Regions from separate parts of the Homo sapiens genome. Here region 1 is linked to region 2. A link is a loop called in an ENCODE intact Hi-C map of the cell type or tissue named here. Cell type or tissue: endothelial cell of umbilical vein. All regions are shown on one strand. Each heading gives the region's core, and the rest is flanking DNA. Links, peaks and the distances in the headings are about the cores only.

Region 1 (9,239 bases), core at 1,938-4,437, 180 kb before region 2:
CTCTTCCTCAGAAAACTGCCACCTCCCTGGCATAGCCACATCCTACTTTGTCAGTTACATTATCATCTCCTTTCTCATTGTTGTCAACATGTACATTGCTGTGATTTTAGAGAACTTCAATACAGCCACTGAAGAAAGTGAGGACCCTTTGGGTGAAGATGACTTTGACATATTTTATGAAGTGTGGGAAAAGTTTGACCCAGAAGCAACACAATTTATCAAATATTCTGCCCTTTCTGACTTTGCTGATGCCTTGCCTGAGCCTTTGCGTGTCGCAAAGCCAAATAAATATCAATTTCTAGTAATGGACTTGCCCATGGTGAGTGAAGATCGCCTCCACTGCATGGATATTCTTTTCGCCTTCACCGCTAGGGTACTCGGTGGCTCTGATGGCCTAGATAGTATGAAAGCAATGATGGAAGAGAAGTTCATGGAAGCCAATCCTCTCAAGAAGTTGTATGAACCCATAGTCACCACCACCAAGAGAAAGGAAGAGGAAAGAGGTGCTGCTATTATTCAAAAGGCCTTTCGAAAGTACATGATGAAGGTGACCAAGGGTGACCAAGGTGACCAAAATGACTTGGAAAACGGGCCTCATTCACCACTCCAGACTCTTTGCAATGGAGACTTGTCTAGCTTTGGGGTGGCCAAGGGCAAGGTCCACTGTGACTGAGCCCTCACCTCCACGCCTACCTCATAGCTTCACAGCCTTGCCTTCAGCCTCTGAGCTCCAGGGGTCAGCAGCTTAGTGTATCAACAGGGAGTGGATTCACCAAATTAGCCATTCCATTTTCTTTTCTGGCTAAAATAAATGATATTTCAATTTCATTTTAAATAATACTTACAGAGATATAAGATAAGGCTACTTGACAACCAGTGGTACTATTATAATAAGGAAGAAGACACCAGGAAGGACTGTAAAAGGACATACCAATTTTAGGATTGAAATAGTTCAGGCCGGGCGCAGTGGCTCATGCCTGTAATCCCAGCACTTTGAGAGGCCAAGGCAGGTGGATCACGAGGTCAAGAGATCGAGACCATCCTGGCCAACATGATGAAACTCCGTCTCTACTAAAAATACAAAAATTAGCTGGGCATGGTGGCGTGCGCCTGTAGTCCCAGCTACTTGGGAGGCTGAGGCAGGAGAATCGCTTAAACCTGGGAGACGGAGGTTGCAGTGAGCCAAGATCGTGCCACTGCACTCCAGCCTGGTGACAGAGTGAGACTCTGTTTCAAAAAAGAAAAGAAAAGAAACATGGTTCAAATTATATCTAAACAAAAAAGAATAAGAAACAAAAAACACATTAAAATTTTAAGTTGTATTTTCTATGTTTCTAGATACATCATTTTTGTTTGATATTTTCCTGATGCAAGTATGTGGTTTATCACATGTAGCTCTTTTGCATGCTAAATGAAAATTCAAAACTTGCCAATAAATGAATAGCTTATTGCAGACATTTTTTACCAACATTAATTATTTTGGGTTTGTTTAAAACCTAGAGGCACAATCTTGACTTGTCAATTACTACCCTTTCACAAGCTACCATCTCAGATATATATATATATATAAATTCAATAAAGCTTTCTGTTTGTGTTCCTTTCAGGTAGTACACTAATATTCCCCTTTTGTTCAGTGGTTGTGTGAGTAGTGGTTTAAATGTGGTGCTTTGCTTGCAATTAAAGACTAGAACCAGTGGTGTATCTGACAAGTGTTTAACAACTGACTGTTCAGGAAAAAGAAAGCCATGCTTTATAGCATTCACTAATCTCTGTGGTGTGAGTACTCCCATTATGGCTGATTTCAAGCTATCAACATGTTACTGGACGTGGAGTTGAGAAGAGATGCTCATAATAAGTTCTTGAGAGCTGGCTCAAGCTGACTGCAGCACATCACTTGCTGAAACTGAAAAGAGAGCCCCACTTGGCTGGTTAAGATATTTGCAGTGGGCACCTTGGACAGAGAGAGTACCCTCTTAGCAACACGTGGGGCACGGGGTGAGAGATCCATAGACATACTGCTTAACCAGTGATCTTAGCCATTTGATGAGCCCTATTTACAGTTTTGGCTGAATGTCTGTTTCAAAGAAACACCCAGACCTATCAAAAGGGCTTGGGAGCAGGAGGAGCCCAGGAGTTCCCTAAAAACTGGAGATGCCAAGAGGTCAAACAGGCATTAGGCTTTCAGTCCCCCAAAAGGCTGGGCGAGGGGCAAAGAACCTACATTGTGATCATTGAGGAGTGGAGGAAAACCTCATAGAGATAGCCCTGGAACCCTGTATCTCAGACAGGTGAGAAGAACTGATGTGTCTGTCAGCAGCCTGGAGTCTGAGGTCGGGCCCTCTGACCTGCCCCACACTGCCCAGCAAAGGGAATGGCAGCACTGGATCCTGTGGTGGGCTGAGAGGTGATTATTTTCAGTGTGTAAGATCTTACCATGACTTGATGTATTCATTTCAAGGGCCTGAGTTTTGTAGGCAGCCTTGTGCTCTGAAGCATTGGTAAAAATAGTGATAATATCATTATCTAATATTTATTTAGTGGTTTCTGTGCATCAGGCACTGGCTAAGCATTTGTCATGAATGATCTCTTTTGTACCTCGTACCAACCCAATGAGGAAGATATACCCCATTTAAAAAGGAGAAAACTGAGGCTCAGAGAAGTTGAGTGACCTGCATACAGTCATGCACCTGGTGGAGCCCGAGCCTGTGTGCCATGATGGGAAGGGGAAGTGGGTGGGCTCAGGACCAGGGAAGCTTTGAGATGGGCTACCAGGGCTCCTGTGCAGGACTGGGAGGGCCTTGTGGAAATCACTAGTTACAAAGTCATGGCCACATTCTCCTTGAGGTACTGGAAGTAACCTATGGCTCCTTTAAAAGAAGCTCTGATTATGAACCTTAGGTGTTTTATAGATTCCCTATCAAGTTTCTAAAAAAAAAAAAAAGATGGCTCGTCATCATTTCAAGAAGGGTACCTTTTGGCTAGAGGTAGGGGGAGGATCTGGAAGGACATGGTCTTGCCCATTCCAGACTGCCATGCAGGAGCTTGAATGTGATCTGTTTTGTATAGAAGCTTCACCCTCAGAATATGTGGAACAAAATAAAAATAATAATAAAACAGGCTTCACCCTCCTCCCTTCCATGCACACCTGTATACCCTGACATGCTTCTGTTTAACCAGGGCTGGTTTCCAGGGGCCACCTCCTAGGGAGAAAACAAGATCTGCTTAGCTTTATCAAAAGGTTGGACCACTCTACCTTCACTAGATGGCAGCAAATGTCCAACATGTTCTTTTCGGAGAGGGCTGCACATCATCTGTACACAGGCCTGGCACTTAGAAAGCCATAGGGTTGAAGGGAGAAGAGCCCAGGCAGGATATGGTGAATTATCTAAACCCTGGATGGGTGATAGAAAGCTCATAGTAATATCCCTAGAAATATTGCTCACTGCGAGAGGATCCAGGACACCCTCAGGAGGCAGAGATGTTGGTGTGAGCTCTGTTTCCCTGGGACATACTGAGTTTCCACTGCAAACAGCCCTCCAGGCACATGAATCCAGTCCCCTTATTCTCTGAGTTTTCTTTACTCTAGGTAGATCAGCCCCCGTGCAATTCATCTGGCAGACATGTTCCAAGGATGAATGCAGTGTATTTTGTGTAAACTGCTTCTAACCAAATAGACTATAGGACTATAGTCTCAAGAGCATATTTGCTCTTTGGCAGGAGAATTGGATGAGTGTCCATGCAATAATAATGCAATACAACATAACAAGTGTAATAAACCAGAAACATGCCTCTGCTCTGAGGACATGAATGAAGCAAGCTCACAGAAAGACCTCCTGAGAGAGGAGCATCTGAGATGGATGCGCTTGACAGGTATGTAGGATTTTGACAGGTGAACCTGGTTTTGGAGGGTGTTTGAAGTCGGGGAGACAGTACAGGCAGCTCAATGGCAACTAGAAAGTGTGAGGAAGTATGAATTACCCAACTGACTGGACATGGAGTATAGGGAGTGGAGCAGCAGCAACTGAATCTTAGACACAGACATTTGTGGAGAGCCTCAAATGCCAGAGTGAGGAGTTCTAGCGTATTTTGATAATAAGAAGGCATTGAAGGTGTTTTAGCAGGGAAGAAAAATAACTGGATAGAATGTGCAAGGTGGAATGGAGAAAAACAAGGTCTGATCCTGGTAGGGAAGAGGCACTGAGCCAGGAAGGAGGTGAGGGCAATGCGGTGTGATTCCAAGATGCTTGTGCCAGCTGCCTGACCATGAGGGAGGACAAGATAGATGACAGTAAAGGGTACTAAGTTAATAGCATAGGAGGAGCAAGGGTTGGAGTTTGTTTGTTTGTTTTAATGGCTGAGGAAGAACATCTAAAATGTAATTCAATTTTAAATATTTTGAAAGTTTAAGATGTCAGGTCTAACTGACAATGCCCAGCCAAGACTTGAACTTGAGGACAAGGTGTGGACAGGAGTCTTCGGTGCAAAGGTGATGTCTGAAACCCCAGGAGCAGACATCATGGGAGAGAGAGAGTACACCCAGCTCTAGAAGCAGGCAAGGGACTTGCCCTGAGGGTATGTTTTCAGGGAATGAAGGTGAAGAGGAGTGAGACAGTTCAGAGAAGAATGTGGGGTAGTAGGTGACAGTAAATACCATGACATGTAATGTGAGAACAGAGCAGGCTTCCTTGGAGAAATTGGGTCAACAAGATGAGATACACAGTCCCACCTTTTCATCCCTTCCACCAAGCAGCATGCAGGATCCAGGAAAGAATCCCACCCCTTATTGCTCTACCTTTTTATAGGGCGAAGATGAGAGCTTGCCTTATAAACAATTGGGCCAGGGAGCCAGCTATTCCAGGGAGCAGTCTTGGAATGTCAGTTTCTAACACCCAATGCCCTTGGGGATCCGAAATCCTGTATAGCTACTCCTGCTCAAGGAGGGTAAGCCACTGATTCCAGATTGCTTGTTGCCTGGCAACCCAGATAGAACCTCCGGGGTCATTGAATGGGCAATCCTGTCCCTTGATACACAAGGAGTAATCAAAGTAGCACTGAGAAAACAAGAGCTAACATTTATTGAGCACTTACTCTGGGCCAGGTAACCACTTTACCAGCCTTACCTCTTCACAATATCTCTATTAGGTAGAAACTATTTGTAACCTTCATTATACAGATGAGGAAACTAAGGCATGTAGAGGAAATAAGAGGCTTCTTCGAGAGCCAGTAAGAGGTTTTGTCAGGATTCAAACCCAAGCATTCTGGCTCTAGGTCTCAAGCTATCAACCACTATACTGCACTGCCTCTCAGACAAAAAGAGACAATGTGCTTGATGTTAAACAGAAGGTACAGGGTTTTCTTGCTAGTGTCTGTGAACCTTTTGCATCCATTTCTTTTTCTCTCAAAGTAATGCATGTTTTTAAAGTTGTCTTTACAATGTGGAAACTCACACTGGGGAGATGCTGTGCTCCCTCTCCAAATTTAATATACTCAGTTCTGTAGATGTATTTGGTCCCCTAATATTTTGACAGAGCTTCCATCCTTTTTCTATTCTCTCCCTTCTTCAGGCAATCTATGGTTAATCTATCTCTTCTAAATATGGTTAATCTATCTCTTCTAAAACCAGGTGCCCAGGTTTTAGAAGAGCAGGGAGCAATGGAACATCTTTTCCTTTTGGACAATAGACTTCTATTAATGTAGACTACAACTGTACTAGTCTGACTGTAGTGCTACCAAGAGGTATCCTGGGGGTACTAATTTAGCTTCCTTTAATCTGCACCAATCCCCCAATTCAAGATACTCTGAATGAGCATACAGGCTAAGTAAAAACACTGTGTCATTGGTGCCAGTGCAGCTTCAAGTTCCCCTGCCCCCTTTCCATACTCTAAGTTCTTCCTATATTTTAAGTATAGGAGGTATATTGGAGCTATAGGACTATAGGAAATATACCTGGAGCCAAATCATGCTGATGGCTCATATTCTATTGATTCATGAGCCCTAGTTAGACTTCTACGCAGTTTTTCTCCTAAATTAATGTTTTAAAGAGCAATACTTGAAAAAAAAATTGCTTTGGATCTAAGTGAAGGTCTCAGTAATGTTCTGGATCATCCATTTTCACATTGAAGTTTGAAAAGAGAGGTTTCTACTATTCCATGGGAGGGCACCAAAGCCTCAAGGGATGGACCACTAATCAGGGGAGACATCAAGTGAGGGAAACGCCCTGCCTGGAGTTGGGAGTGACCACTCCAGGACTGAGTGAAAATATAAAAAGGTATAGGAGACTTGAACAAAACTATCAGCCAACTTGCTCTGATTTTTATAGAACTCAGTAAGAACAAAATACACATTATTTTTAAGTACTTATAGAACATTTACCAAGATGGGACTATAAAATGTCTCAATAAATTTTAAATATTCAAATCCTAAAAATATGTTTTCAATCACAATGGAATTGAATTAGAAATCTATAACAGAAAGATACCTGAAAAATCCCTAAAGCTGCTTTGGAAACTAAAAACATGCTCCTAATCAGAAGATAATTAATAATAAAGATAAGAGAGAAATTAATGAAATGGAATGCAGAAAAATAATAAAGAGAATCAATAAAACCAAAAGCTGGCTCTTTGGGCTGATCAATAAACTGAAAAATTTCCAGCTAAAAAAGGAAGAGTTATAAATGACCAATACCAGGAATGAGAATAGAATGAATCCCTTATTATCGTGTTGTTGTAGAATCACCCACTAATTCTATAGACAATAAATTCTACAGAAAATAACATGATAAGGGATTATCACAAACAATTTTATTCTGATAAACTCAACAACTTAGATGAAGTGAATAAATTCCACAAGAGACATAAACTAGCCTCACTCAAGAAGAAATAACTTGAATAGTACTATATCTAGGTTAAAAATTGAGCTTTTAGTTAAAATTCTTTCCACAAAGAAAACTCCAGGAAAGGAAAAAATAATTCAATTTCTACACAACTTTGCAAAACATTGAAGCAGTAGAAATATTTCCAATTGACTCTATGAGGTCCTGGTATAAAAACCAGACAAAGACGTATCAAGAAAAGGAAACTACAAACCAATAAGCTTCATGAACATAGATCCAAAGATATTTTACAAAATTTAGCAAATCAAATCCAGAAATATGTTTTTAAAAATACATTACAACAAATGGGATTTATCCCAGAAATACATGAATGGTCGGAAGTTGAAAATCAATCAGTGTAATGCACCATACTGATGAACTAAAAAAGAAAAATCATATGACTATCTCAAAAGATGGAAAAAAAGTCATTTATCAAAATTTAACGTTCATTCCTGATTTTTTTAAAAAAATGCTCTAAGATTCCAGCAAATTGGGCATAAAAGGGAATTTCCTCAACCTGACGAAGAGCATAAAATAAAGGAGAGCTAACTACATAATGGTATACTTTCCCCCAAAGATCTGAAACAAGGCAAGGAAGGCTGCTCATGAAACTTCTACTCAACATTGTATAGAAAATCCTAAGCAGGAAAATAAGGCAAGAAAAAGTAAAAGACATCCAGATACATTGGAAAATAAGTAAGACTGTCTTTGTTGGCAAATGACATAATTGACTACATAGAAATTCCTATGGAATCTACAAAAAAGGTGAGGTTAGGGAGGCAGCAGGATACAAAATCATTATTTTAAAATCAATTGTATTTCTATATGCTAGCAAAGAGCAACTGTAAGTTAAAACTTAAAATACTATTTACAATAGCATGGGGAAATATGAAATACTTAGAAATAAATTTGACAACTAAGGTGCAAGACCTGTGTACTGAAAACTACAAAACATTTTGAGAAATTTAAATAGATCTAAATAGTTAAAGAAGATAATACTATGGTCATGGATCAGAAGACTCAATATTGTTAAGACATAACTTTTCCCCAAAGCAATCCTAAAGTCCCTGAAAGTTTTTTGTAGAAATTAATAAGCTGATTCTAAAATTTATATGAAAATACAAAAGACCTAGAATAGCGAAAATAACAGAAAAAGAAGAAAAAAGTTGGAGTGGTCAACACTACCTGATTTCAAGAAATGTTCTATAGCTATAGTAATCAAGATGGTGTATTAGTGGCATAAATATAGATAAATAGCTCAATGGAACAGAACAGAACAGAACAGAACAGAACAGAATCCAGAAAAGAAATAGAACCACACATATATGTTCAATTGATACGTAACAAAGATGTCAAGGAGATTCAATGAGGAAACCATTTCCAAAAAATGTTTCTAGAATAACTGGGTACTCAGGTACAACAAAAACAACAAAAACGAACATTGATTCTTACCTCACACCATATACAAAAATTAACCAAAATAGAACATAGACATAAATGTGAGCTAAACTAAAAATTTCTACAAGAAAACATAGGAGAATGATCTTGGGTTGGCAAAGATTTCTTAAGTACAACATATAAAGTACTAATTTTTGAAGAAGAAAAACAATAAAGTGGACTTTAGAGAAAAGAAAGAAAAAATTGACACTATCAAGTTTTGTTGAGGATATTGAGTAACTGGAACTGTCATATATTGCTGGTAGAAACATAAAATAGCTAGCCACTTTAGGAAACAGTTTCCTTATTTCTTGTAAAGTTAAGCGTACACCTACCAACCACACAACTCAGCCATTCCACTCCCAGGTATTTACCCAATAGAAATGAAAACATGCCTACACAAAGACTTGTGCACAAACACTAATAGTAGCTTTATTTTTAATGACCCAAGCTGCAAACAACCCAAATATCTATCAACAGGTGAATGGATAAATGAATTGTGGTATATCCATCCAATGCTATACTACCTAGTAAACACAAAGGAATGAACTATTGATAGTTGATAGCAATAACAGGAATGATTCTCAAACGAATTATGCTGAGTGAAAGAAACTAGACAAAAACAAGTATAAACTGAGTGATTGCATGTATCTAAAATTCTAAAAAATGTAAACTAAACAGTAATGACAAGTAAACCCATGGTAAGCTGGGGGTGAGAGTGGGATTGATAAGAAAGAAGGATAGAGAGGCAGGAGGAAGCTTTTGAGGATGTTGATATGTTTGCTATCTTGTTCATGGTAATGATTTCTCAAGTGAATAATATGGGTCACAATTTATCAAGTTGTATGCTTTAAATGTGTGCAGTTCACAGTATGTCAGCTTCAACAAACTTGTAACAAAAAGCCTGCCCTTGAGGTTTGGGGGTTTAAAT
Region 2 (11,156 bases), core at 4,928-7,427:
TGCCTATAATCCCAATACTTTGGGAGGCTGAGGCAGGCAGATTGCTAGAGCTTAGAAGTTCAAGACCAGCCTGGGCAAAATACCAAAACCCTGTCTCTACAAAAAAACTACAAAAATTAGCCAGGCATGGTGGTGCATGACTGTAATCCCAGGTACTCATGACACTAAGGTGGGAGGATAATTTGAGCCTAGGAGGCAGAGATTGCACTGAGCTGAGATCATGCCACTGCACTCCAGCCTGGGCAAGAGAGCCAGACCCTGTCTCAAAAAATAAAATAAAATAAAATAAGAAATTGACAAGCTGAATCTAAAATTTATATTAAAAAGTAAAGAAACTAGAATAGTCAAAAGAAGTTTTCCAAAAAAGAAAAATGTACAGAAATTCTTGTTACTTGATTAATTTACCATAAATCTTTAGTAACCAAGACAATACAGCATTGATGAAAGAAGAGACATACAGATCAATGGAACAGAATAGAGTTTCCAAAAATAAACCCACATATACATGGTGAATTTATCTTTGACAAAAGCACAAAGACAATTTAATGGAGAAAGGATGGACTTTTCAACAAATGGTGCTGGGACAATTTGATATCTATATGCAAAGAAAAAGAATTTCTATGTATGTTTCACATCCTATACAAATATTAAACTATGCCTAATATATGTCCATATGCCTAAATATAAAACATAAAATTACAAAATTTCTAGAAGAAAACATAGGAGAATATATATGTTTGACCTTGCATTAGGCAAAGCTTTCTTAGATATAAGCTCAAAAGCAATAAAATTTAAAAGAAAAAAATGATAAATTATAAATCATTAACATTTAAAACTTCTATTCTGCAAAAGACACTTATTTGCTTGTTTTGTTTTTCTTTTTTGTAATCAAACTTTTTTATTTTTTAAATTAAGTATTTTTTGTAGTGGTACATAATAGCTGTATATATTTTTACAGTACATGTGATAATTTGATACATTCATATAATTAAATTAGAGAAACTGGGATATCCATCACCTTAAATATTTATTTTTTCATTATGTTAGGAATATTTGAATTATTCTATTCCAGCTATTTTTAAATGTACTATTAATTAATGTTAACTACAGTCACCCTAATAATCTATCCAACACCAGGTCTATCTATCTTATTATGTATTTGTATCCATTAATCAACTCTTCATCCTCCTCACTCTTACCCTTCCTGGCCTCTGGTAACCATCAGTCTACTCTCTATCTTTATGAGATCCACTTTTTTTAGCTCCTACACATGAGTGAGAACACGTGATATTTGTCTTTCTGTGCTTGGCTTATTTTATTTAACATAATAACCTCCAGTTCCTACCATGTTACTGAAAATGACAGGATTTCATTCTTTTTGGTGGCTGAATAATATTTCCTTGTGTATATATACCACATTCTCTTTATTCATTCATCCATGGACTGACACTTAGGTTGATTCCATATTTGGGCTATTGTGAATAGTGCTGCAATAAACATAGAAGGGCTGATACCTCTGATATATTTATTTCCATATATATGGAATATATACATATATATGTATTATATATACATACATATATATATATATATACACTCAGTAGTGGAATTGCTAGATCATATGATCATATCATAGTTCCATTATTAGTTCTTTGAGGAAACTTTATACTATTTTCCATAGTGACTGTACTAATTTACATTCCCGCCATGGGTAGGAACAAGGGTTCCCTTTTCCCCAGATCCTCACCAGCAACTGTTATTCCATGTTTTTTTAATAAAAGCCATTCTAACTTGGGTGAGATGGTATCTCACTGTGGTTTTGATTTGTATTCCTCTGATGATTAGTGATGTTGGGCATTTTCTCATATACCTGTTGTCCATTTGTATGTCTTCTTTTGAGAAATTTCTATTCAGATATTTTGCCCTTTTTTAAATCAGATTTTTAAAATGTGGTTATTATAGCTTTGGAGTATATCTTGAAGTCAGGTAACGTAATACTGCCAGCTTCATTCTTTTTGCTCAAGATTGCTTTGGCTATTCAGGGTTTTTGTGGTTCCATATGTATTGGACCTTTCTTGCATTGCTATAAAGAAATACCTGAGACTGGGTAACTTATAAGAAAAAAAGGTTTAATTGACTCATGGTTCTATAGGCTGTACAGGAAGCATGACACTGGCATCTACTTCCAGGGAGGCTTCAGGAAGCTTAAAATCATGGCAGAAAGTGAAGTGGGAGCAGTCACATCATATGGAAAAAGCAGAAGCAAGAGAGAAAGATAAAGTGAGTGAGAGGGCAGGTGCTACACACTTTTAAATGACCATACCTCAAGTGAACTCACAGTGAGAACTCACTTATTACCAAGGAGAAGGCTCAAGCCATTCATGAGGAATCCATCCTCATTATACAAACACCTCCCACCAAGCCCCACCTTCAACAATGGGGATTATATTTCAACATGAGATTTGGGCAGGAACAAATGTCCAAACTATATCACCATATAAATTTTAGGATTTTTTTTCTACATCTGTGAAGAATGTCCTTGGTATTTTGATAAGAATTGCATTGAATCTGTACATTGCTTTGAGTAGTACTGTCATTTTTAACAATATTAATTCTTCCATTCCATGAGCATGGAGCATCCTACCATCTTTTTTATTTATTTCATCAGTGTTTTATAGAGTATTTTTGTACAGATCTTTCACGTCATTGGTTAAGTTGGTTTCTAGGTATTCTATATTCTTTGGAGCTATTTTTAATGGGATTGCTCTCTTGAAATTTTTTTCAGATTGTTTGCTGTTGACATATATATTAGTCTGTTTTCACACTGCTATGAAGAAATACCCAAGACTGGGTCATTTATAAAGGAAAGAGGTTTAATTGACTCACAGTCCAGCATTGCTGGGAAGCATCAGGAAACTTACAATCATGGCAGAAGGCAAAGAAGAAGCAGGCACCTTTTTCACAGGGCAACAGGAAAGAGTGAGTGCAAGCAGAGGAAATGCCAGGTGCTTATAAAGCCATCAGATCTCGAGAGAGAACAGCATGGGGGAACCACTCCCGTGATCCAATTACCTCCACCTAGACCCACCCTTGACATGTGGGGATTAAGAGGATTACAATTCAAGATGAGATTTTGGGTGGGAACACAGCCAAACCATATCAATATATAAAAATGCTACTGATTTGGTGTGTTTATTTTGTATCCTGCAACTTCACTGAATTTCTGTATCAGTTCTAACAATTTTTTGGTGTGCTCTTTAGGTTTTTCTATTTCTTTCTCTTGACTAATTTTCTGGCCAGGACTTCCAGTATTGTATTGAATAAAAGTGGTGAAAGTGGGCATCCTTGTCTTGTTCCAGATCTTAGAGGAAAGATCTGATTTTTCCCCCATTCAGTATAATGTTGGCTGTAGGTTTGTCATATATGGCCTTCTTTTCAAGTATGTTCCTTCTATGCTTGGTTTGTTGAAGGTTTTTATCCTAAAGGAATGCTGAATTTTATTGGATTTGTCATGTACTGAAATAATTATATGGTTGTTGTTCTTGATTTTTTAATGTGATATGTCACATTTATTGATTTGTGCATGTTAAACTATCCTTGCATCCCTAGTATGAACCCCACTTGATCATAATAAAAGATCTTCTTAATGTGTTGTTGACTCCAGTTTGCTAGTATTTTGTTGATAATTTTTGCATCTATATTCATCAGGGGTATTGACCTGTAGCTTTTTTTGGTTGTCTGGTTTTGGTATCAAGCTAATACTGGCCTCATATAATGAGTTTGAAAGTATTCTGTCTCTTCAATTTTTTTCAAAGAGTTTGAGTAGAATCGGTACTGGTTCTTCTTTAAATGTTTAGTAGAATTCAGCAGTGAAGCCATCAGGTCCTGGGCTTTTCTTTGATGGGAGACTTTGTAATTACAGTTTCGATCTTGTTACTCATTATTGACTTGTTGAAGTTTCTATTTCTTCGTGGTTCCATCTTGGTAGTTTTTTGTGTCCAGAAATATATCCATTTCTTCTAGGTTTTCCAATTTGTTGGCAATAATTTTCCATAATGGTCCTCAATGATGCATTGTATTTCTATGGTCTCAGTTGTTACATCCCTTTTTTCCTTTCTGATTGTATTTATTTGGGTCTCCTTTTTTTGTTAATCTAGCCAGAGGTTTGTTGATTTTATTTATCTTCTCAAACAACCAACTTTTTATTTCATTCATCTTTTATAAATTTTTTAGTCTTAATTTTATTTATTTATGCTCTGATTTTTATTTTCCCTTCTGCTAATTTTGAGTTTGGTTTGTTCTTGTTTTTCTAGTTCCTTAAGGTGCACCATTAGGTTGTTTATTTGAAGTCTTTCAACTTTTTTGATGTGGGCATTTATTGCTATAAACTTCTCTCTTAGTACTGCCTTTGCTGTATTTCATCTTTTTGGTATGTTGTATTTCCATTTTCATTTGTTTCCAGGAATTTTTTAATTCCCTTTTAATTAATTTTAATTAACTAAAATTAATTAACGTTAATTAATTTTAATTCAGGTGCATGTTGTTTAATTTTGATGTGTTTGCGTAGTTTCCAAAGTTCCTCTTGTTATTGATTTCTAGTTTTACTCAGTTGTGGTCAGAAATTATCCTTGGTATGAATTCCACTTTTTTTAATTTGTTGAGACTTGAGTTGTGGCCTAAAATATGGCCTATCCTGGAGTATGTTCCATGTACTGATGAAAAGAATGTGTATTCTGCAGCAATTAGGTGAAATGTTCTTTAACTGTCAATTAGGCCTATTTTGTATAGTATGTGCCTTAACTCTGGTGTTTCTTTGTTGTTTTCCTGTCTAGATAATCTGTCCATTACTGAGAATGGGGCATTGAAGTCCCCTGTTATTATTGTATTGCTGTCTAACTCTCCCTTTAGATCTATTAATGTTTGCTTTACATACTTGGGTACTCCAGTACTGCGTGCATAGACATTTGTAATTATTATATTCTCTTGCTGTATTGATCCCTTTGTAGTCTGTTTTATCTGATGTAAGTATAGCTATTCCTGCTCTTTTTTGGTTTCCATTGGCATTTCTTGTAAGATGGGTCTGGTGATGGCGAATTATCTAACTTTTATTTGTCTGGGAAAGACTTCATCTCTATTTCATATTTCAAGGATCACTTTTCTGGATAGAGTATTATTGGGTGGCAGTTGTTTTCTTTCAGCACTTTGAAAACGTCGTTCCGTCTCTCCTAGACTGTATGGTCTCCATTGAGAAGTCTGTTGCCAGATGAATTGGAGTTACTTTATATATAATTTGCTTCTTCTATTTTTCTGCCTTTAGAATCCTATGTTTGTCCTTGACCTTTGAGATTTTGCTTATTATATGCCTTGAGGTAGTCTTGTTTGGGTTGAAACTGTTTGGTGCTCTCTGACCTTTCTGTGCCTAGATATTTATATCTTTCTCAAGTTTTGGAAAATAATCCATTATTATTTGCTTGAATATGCTTTATACCCCTTGCCCTTGCTCAGCTCCCTCTTGAACACCAATAATTATTAGATTTGGCCTTTGAGGTAATTCTCTATATCTTGTAGGAAATCTTCATTCCTTTTTATTCTTTTTCCTTTTTTCTCCCTTGACCATGTCATTTCAAATAGCCTGTTTGTGGGTTCACTGATTCTTTCCTCTGCTTGATTCATTCTGCTGTTGAGAACCTCCAGTGAATTTTTCAATTCAGCAAGTGTATTTCTCTATTCCAAGATTTGTTTGATTTTTAAAAATTTATTTCAATGCCTTAACTAAATTTCTCTGATAAATCTCTGAATTCTTTTTCTGTGTTATCTTGATGACCACTATGTTTCTTTAAAATTGCTATTTTGAATTCTTGGTCAGAGAGCTCACATATCACTGTCTCATTAGGGTCAGTCACTGTTTCTTTGCTTTGTCCATTTGCAGAGGTCATAGTTCCCTGTATACAACTGTTTTCACATTGAAGGATTAGTAACTTACTCCAGTATTCTCTGTATGACTTGCTTTCGTTCTTATTGGGTATATTTACTTAGACATTCTTCATAATCTACCTGTTGAATTTCTTTTTTTCTACTAGGTCACTGCCTCCTTTTTGGCACTAGATGGCACCTTAAGCCCAGGATTGCCTCAGCTCTAGCAAGTAATCAGAGAGCTGCCAGTCAGGAAGAGGCTCCAAAGGCGATATTCAGCAATGTGGAAAAGCTGACAAGCGGTCTGTGCCCAGAGGACCTGTGGAATGTACCTCCTACAGTGTGTTGCTGCTGAACAACCACTCCCATTTGCCATCTCCTTCGGCTAAGTTACAAAGCAAATTTTCTAGAGCCAGGGGTGATAATCCTGCCTCCCCACTTTGTCTCTTGCTGTCCTCAGGAATATGTCACCTTTAGGCACTCATGCTACTTCCTGTGGGTTGAGGCATGGACAGAGCTCCTGCCAGGGAATCTAGAAAGTGGGGAAGCTGGTTACCCACGTTAGTATCACTTTTCCCAATGTAGAAACTGATTTGGCACCTGTAATCCCAGCACTTTGGGAGGCCAAGGTGGGTGGATCACTTGAGGTCAGGAGTTTGAGACCAGCCTGGCAAACATGGTGAAACCCCGTCTCTACTAAAAATACAAAAATTATCAAGGTCTGCACCTGTAGTCCCTGCTACTCAGGAGGCTGAGGCATGAAAATCACTTGAACCCAGGAGGCAGAGGTTACAACAAGCCAAGATCGTGCCACTGCACTCAAGCCTGGGTGACAGAGTAAGACTCTCTCAAAAAAAAAAAATTATGAGTTAGGAGGGGGTGGAATTTTGCATGCTTGCTGCTCGGCAGCTTGGGGAAAGGGGCATTGCAGATATGAAAATCTGGTTCTACTACTGTCTGCTTGGAGTCTTTTCACTTCTTTGTGGCCCCAGGAATTGACTCATTCTCATATCTGAGCTCTGGGATATTGCTGGTGATAATCCTAGCACTGTATAATTTGGGTTTGGTTTTCTGTTGTGGGGAGGACAGTGAAGCTAGCTTGAACTTATGCTGCCATTTTGAAACCAGAAGTCCATGACATTGTAAAAAAAAAAAAAAAAGAAAGATAAGCCACATACTGGGAAAAAATTGCAAACACAAATTTGATAAATGATTCAGAATATATAAAGAACTCTCAAAACTCAATAATAAGCAAATAACAATCTAATATTAAAATGGGCAAAAAATTTGAACAGACACTTCAAAAAGTAGATACCAGGATAATAAACAGGCACACAAAAAGATGCTCAACATCATCCGTCATTAGGAAAGTGCAAATTAAAATCACAATGATATACTATTAAACACTTAGCTAAACTTTTAAAAAACTGACCAGACCAGACCAAGTTTTGGGGAGGTAATGGAGGAAGTGGAACTTGCCACAGCTGGTGGGAATGGTGTAACCACTTTAGAAAATAGTTTTATGATTTCTCAAAAATTTACACATTCCTCTACTGTACAATCCAGCCATTTCACTCCTTGATATTTACCCAACAGAAATGAAAGCCTATGTTCATACAAAGATTTGCATGTGAATATGTAGCAAGTGTAATGGCTTTCTTATCATGGTGCTTTGGAAGCACCATGTTCCATGTTCATGGAAGCTTTATTTATGAGAGCTAAAACTAGAAACAACCCAAATGTCCATCAGCAGTTGAATGAGTAAACAAATTGTGACACAACCATACAATGAAATACTACTCAGCAATAAAAAAGAATGAACTATCAATACATAAAATGACAGGAATGAATCTCAAGATAATTATGCTTAAAAGAGCCAGATGAAAAATTATAATAATAATTATCCCATTATTGAAAACTCCAGACAAATACAAACTAATTTGTAGTATCAGAAAGCAAGGGCAGTAGATCAGTGGTTCCCTGGTGACAGGGGTGAGGAGGTGGGTATACAGGAAGGGACAAGAGGGAAGGATTGCAAGGGGCACAAGAAACTATTGGAGGTAATGTATATGTTCACTATCTTAATTGTGGTAACAATTTTATGGATGTATACATATGTCAAAATTTACCAAGTTGTACACTTTAAACATTACCCCATGTAAATTATGTCTCCATTTAAAAACGTAATAATTATAACAGCTTTAATCCAACGATCAGTGTTTTAGTTGTCTATTGAGATGCAACAATCTATCCCAAAATTTAATGGGCTTTAAAAACTTACCTTCTAGGCAGGGCACGGTGGCTCACACTGGTAATCCCAGCACCCTGGGAGGCCAAGGCGGGTGGATCACCTGAGGTCAGGAGTTTGAGACCAGCCTGGCCAACATAGTGAAACCCCATCTCTACTAAAAATACAAAAAAAAAAATTAGCCAGGCATGGTGGCGGGTGCCTGTAATCCCAGCTACTTGGAAGGCTGAGGCAGGAGAATTGCTTGAATCCGGGAGGTGGAGGTTGCAGTGAGCCGAGATCGCACCATTGCACTCCAGCCGGGGTGGCAGAGCAAGACTCTGTCTCAAAAAAAAACAAAACAAAAACAAACTAACAAAAAACACCTTCTAATTTGCTCATAAGTTTGTGTGTTAGGAACCTGGGCAGGCTCAGCTGAGTGGTTCTTTTTCTGCATGTGGCAATAGCCAGGGTCATTCACTCAGCTGAATTCAGCTGTTGGTTAGGATGAGCTAGAATATCCAAGAATGCTTTACTCCGATCTTGGCATCTCATCGCTCTTTCACATGGACTATCTCTCTACCTATGGCAGTCCTGAGCTTCCTCACAGCATGGTGATCAGACTTTCTACATGATGTTTGACTTCCAAGAGAGTGCTTCAAAAAATGAAGGGAGAATTCACCATGATAAGAAAGCCATTACACTTGCTACATATTATTTTTTTATACTCATAAATCTAGTCACAGGTCACTGGAATACTGATATAGAAAAGCCCAACATCTCTACTATGCTTGCCAGGAGAAACAGCCAAAACAGTAGGAAGATGATTTCTGCTTTAAACTGCTATTCAAATCTCATGCCAGCACATCTAATTGGTGGAATCTAAATTTAAATCCAGAACTCTGTCTGCAAAGGAGTCTGGGAAATCTACTTGCTAGCCTTCTGGCTTGGGTACAGAAAGGTGCACTAGAAGGATGTTGAAGTTGAGGCTGAGTGTCCCATCCACTCAGCCTCAGAAGCATTAAACAGTTCAATTTTGCTTCTCAGTGTGATCCAACAGGTATAGACCAGGCACATGAGCCAGGAGGAAAACGGAGGGCCTCTCCCTGCTGTCCACCCCTAGAGGCTTGACAACAACCATAGGAAAAGGCATTTCTATTGGATGTTTATCTAGAGCATCCCAGGTGGGGCCCTAAAAGGCATTACAGCTAAGGTCTGGACCCTGGAAATGAATGAGAGCTATTCAGTAGAATCTTCCAAAAGAACAAACATCAAGCCCTGTGTTCACCCTGTTCCCATGGAAAGGTCCATCAGTAAGGAAGTGGTCCCGAAGTTGGCCCAGGCTGAAGCCAACCTCCCTGGGAGTTGTGGCTGATTGGGCCTCCAACACTCCTTTCTCAGAATGGGAGCCACATGGATTCTGTTCTCCACAGCGCTCAGAAATTACAAGGCTGCCTCCATTCCACAGCTAAGTCCAGAGCAGCTCCACTCTTCCCAGTGCGCATTTAGGCGGACAGGTCCCCAGACTTTCCCCAGGGACCCCAGCAACAGCCGCTGCTGCTTGCGGGCCCTGGGCAGGTCACTGTCGGTGCCCAGACCTGTCTCCCCTCATCAGAGCAGTGTGGGGGCTGGAGTGGTTGATGTCTCCGCCCTGGCAGCCCGGATCTCCGTGCTGATGAGAGTGGGAGGCAGCTCTTCTGTTCTCCTGTCAGCGTTCACTTGAGAAGCCTGCACTCCAGCCCCCTGCCTCTTATCTCTTTCAGAAGCTGATACACTTGCTGACAAGAGGCAGCTTTTGTCAGCCGCTGCCAGGTCTAAGCATTTTCTGGCCCGAAGCATTGACTTCCAGTAAAAAAAAAAAAAAAAAAAAAAAAAAGAACCAAAGTCTCCTGAATCCTCTTGTCAGGTCTAACACCTTTGTTCATTCACTAATCTCAGGAGTGTGCAGGCAGCACGGGGTAGGCTGGGACACCCAGGACTCCTGTTAGCATTTGGATGCAGAAGTGAAGGAGGTAGCCCCAGGCAGGGGAATGGCAGCAGGAGAGGCTGAGTTGCTCCTTGTGTGCCTTCTTCATTCATTATGACAGCATTCTTGCTGAGTGAGGTGGGGTAACTGGAGGATTTCAGAATCCCACAGTTTTGCTCCTAGAGATGGGGAAACTGAGGCCTGGGGCAGCCTCTCAGCTAACCTATGCAGTACTGGGACTCCAGTCCTCTTTCCAAATCCCTGATGTTTTTATTTTTAGAAATCTGGATGCTGGGGAAGGAACGGAACTGAGGGGGAGGCTCAGGAGTGCCCCCATCGTGGGATCACTGGCTCCCTCACTCACCAGCTCCCTCCCTCTTCTCTACCACCAAAGAGAGAGTGAAGAGTGCTTTAGGGAGAAAACATCTGATCAACAAAACAAAACACAGCCTTTTGTTTCAAAGTCCAAACTCCTGTTTCTGGGCAACCAGAGCCCCTAGACCAGGCTTATGTACAGAGCAGCAGAGGTGAAATACCTGAAATCCAGGGACTGTTCCAGAACGGCAGCTCTGACTACCATCTCTCTAACAGCCAGAGATACCTCCTGTCTCTCCTCCACTCCACACACACCCACACACTCACACATTCCTGAAGGAAGCACCACTTCCGCTCACAAAGGTAAAAATGCCTCCTTTCTTGTTTTTTAAACCATTTATTTATTTATATTTTAATTTACATTCAGGGAAATTCATTCCTTTTGGTGTCCAGTTCTGTGAGTTTTGACAAATGCAGAGTCATGGAACCACTATCACAGTCAAGATACAGAACAGCCCACCACCCTAAAATGCTCCCTCCCTCACTCCGCCCCTCTGTAGTCAGCCCACACCTCCCTCCACCCCCAGCCACCACGGCCACTGATGCTTCTTGTTCCTTTAATTTTGCCTTCCCCAAAATGCCATATAAATGAATTCATAACATCTACAAAACGTTTTGAGGCTGATTTCTTTCACCTAACACAACAATTTAAGATTAATCCATGTTGTGTGTGTG

Evidence for each region. A loop is a pair of places that touch in the nucleus more often than their neighbours do. Peaks named below come from ENCODE experiments on the same cell type or tissue, not always from the same donor. Only the 100,000 strongest peaks of a DNase experiment are listed, where the experiment ranks them.
Region 1: it touches region 2 in a loop (7-fold over the local background); 12 of 110 quality-filtered maps call a loop at or near these places.

The regions. Positions count from the first base shown.
Region 1 is chr3:38,838,128-38,847,366 of GRCh38, reverse strand. SCN11A (sodium voltage-gated channel alpha subunit 11) reads left to right here. Exons shown (of 30, transcript NM_001349253.2): 30 at 1-1,603. The coding sequence ends at 673. Among named protein-coding and RNA genes, the nearest start is that of SCN10A, 27 kb to the right of the region's middle. In endothelial cell of umbilical vein, for the core only: a CTCF peak has its summit at 3,256 (motif pointing right); a DNase peak (open chromatin) is centred at 3,266; H3K27me3 peaks cover 161 bases.
Region 2 is chr3:38,657,747-38,668,902 of GRCh38, reverse strand. No RefSeq gene overlaps it. Among named protein-coding and RNA genes, the nearest start is that of SCN5A, 14 kb to the right of the region's middle. In endothelial cell of umbilical vein, for the core only: a CTCF peak has its summit at 6,106 (motif pointing right); a DNase peak (open chromatin) is centred at 6,122.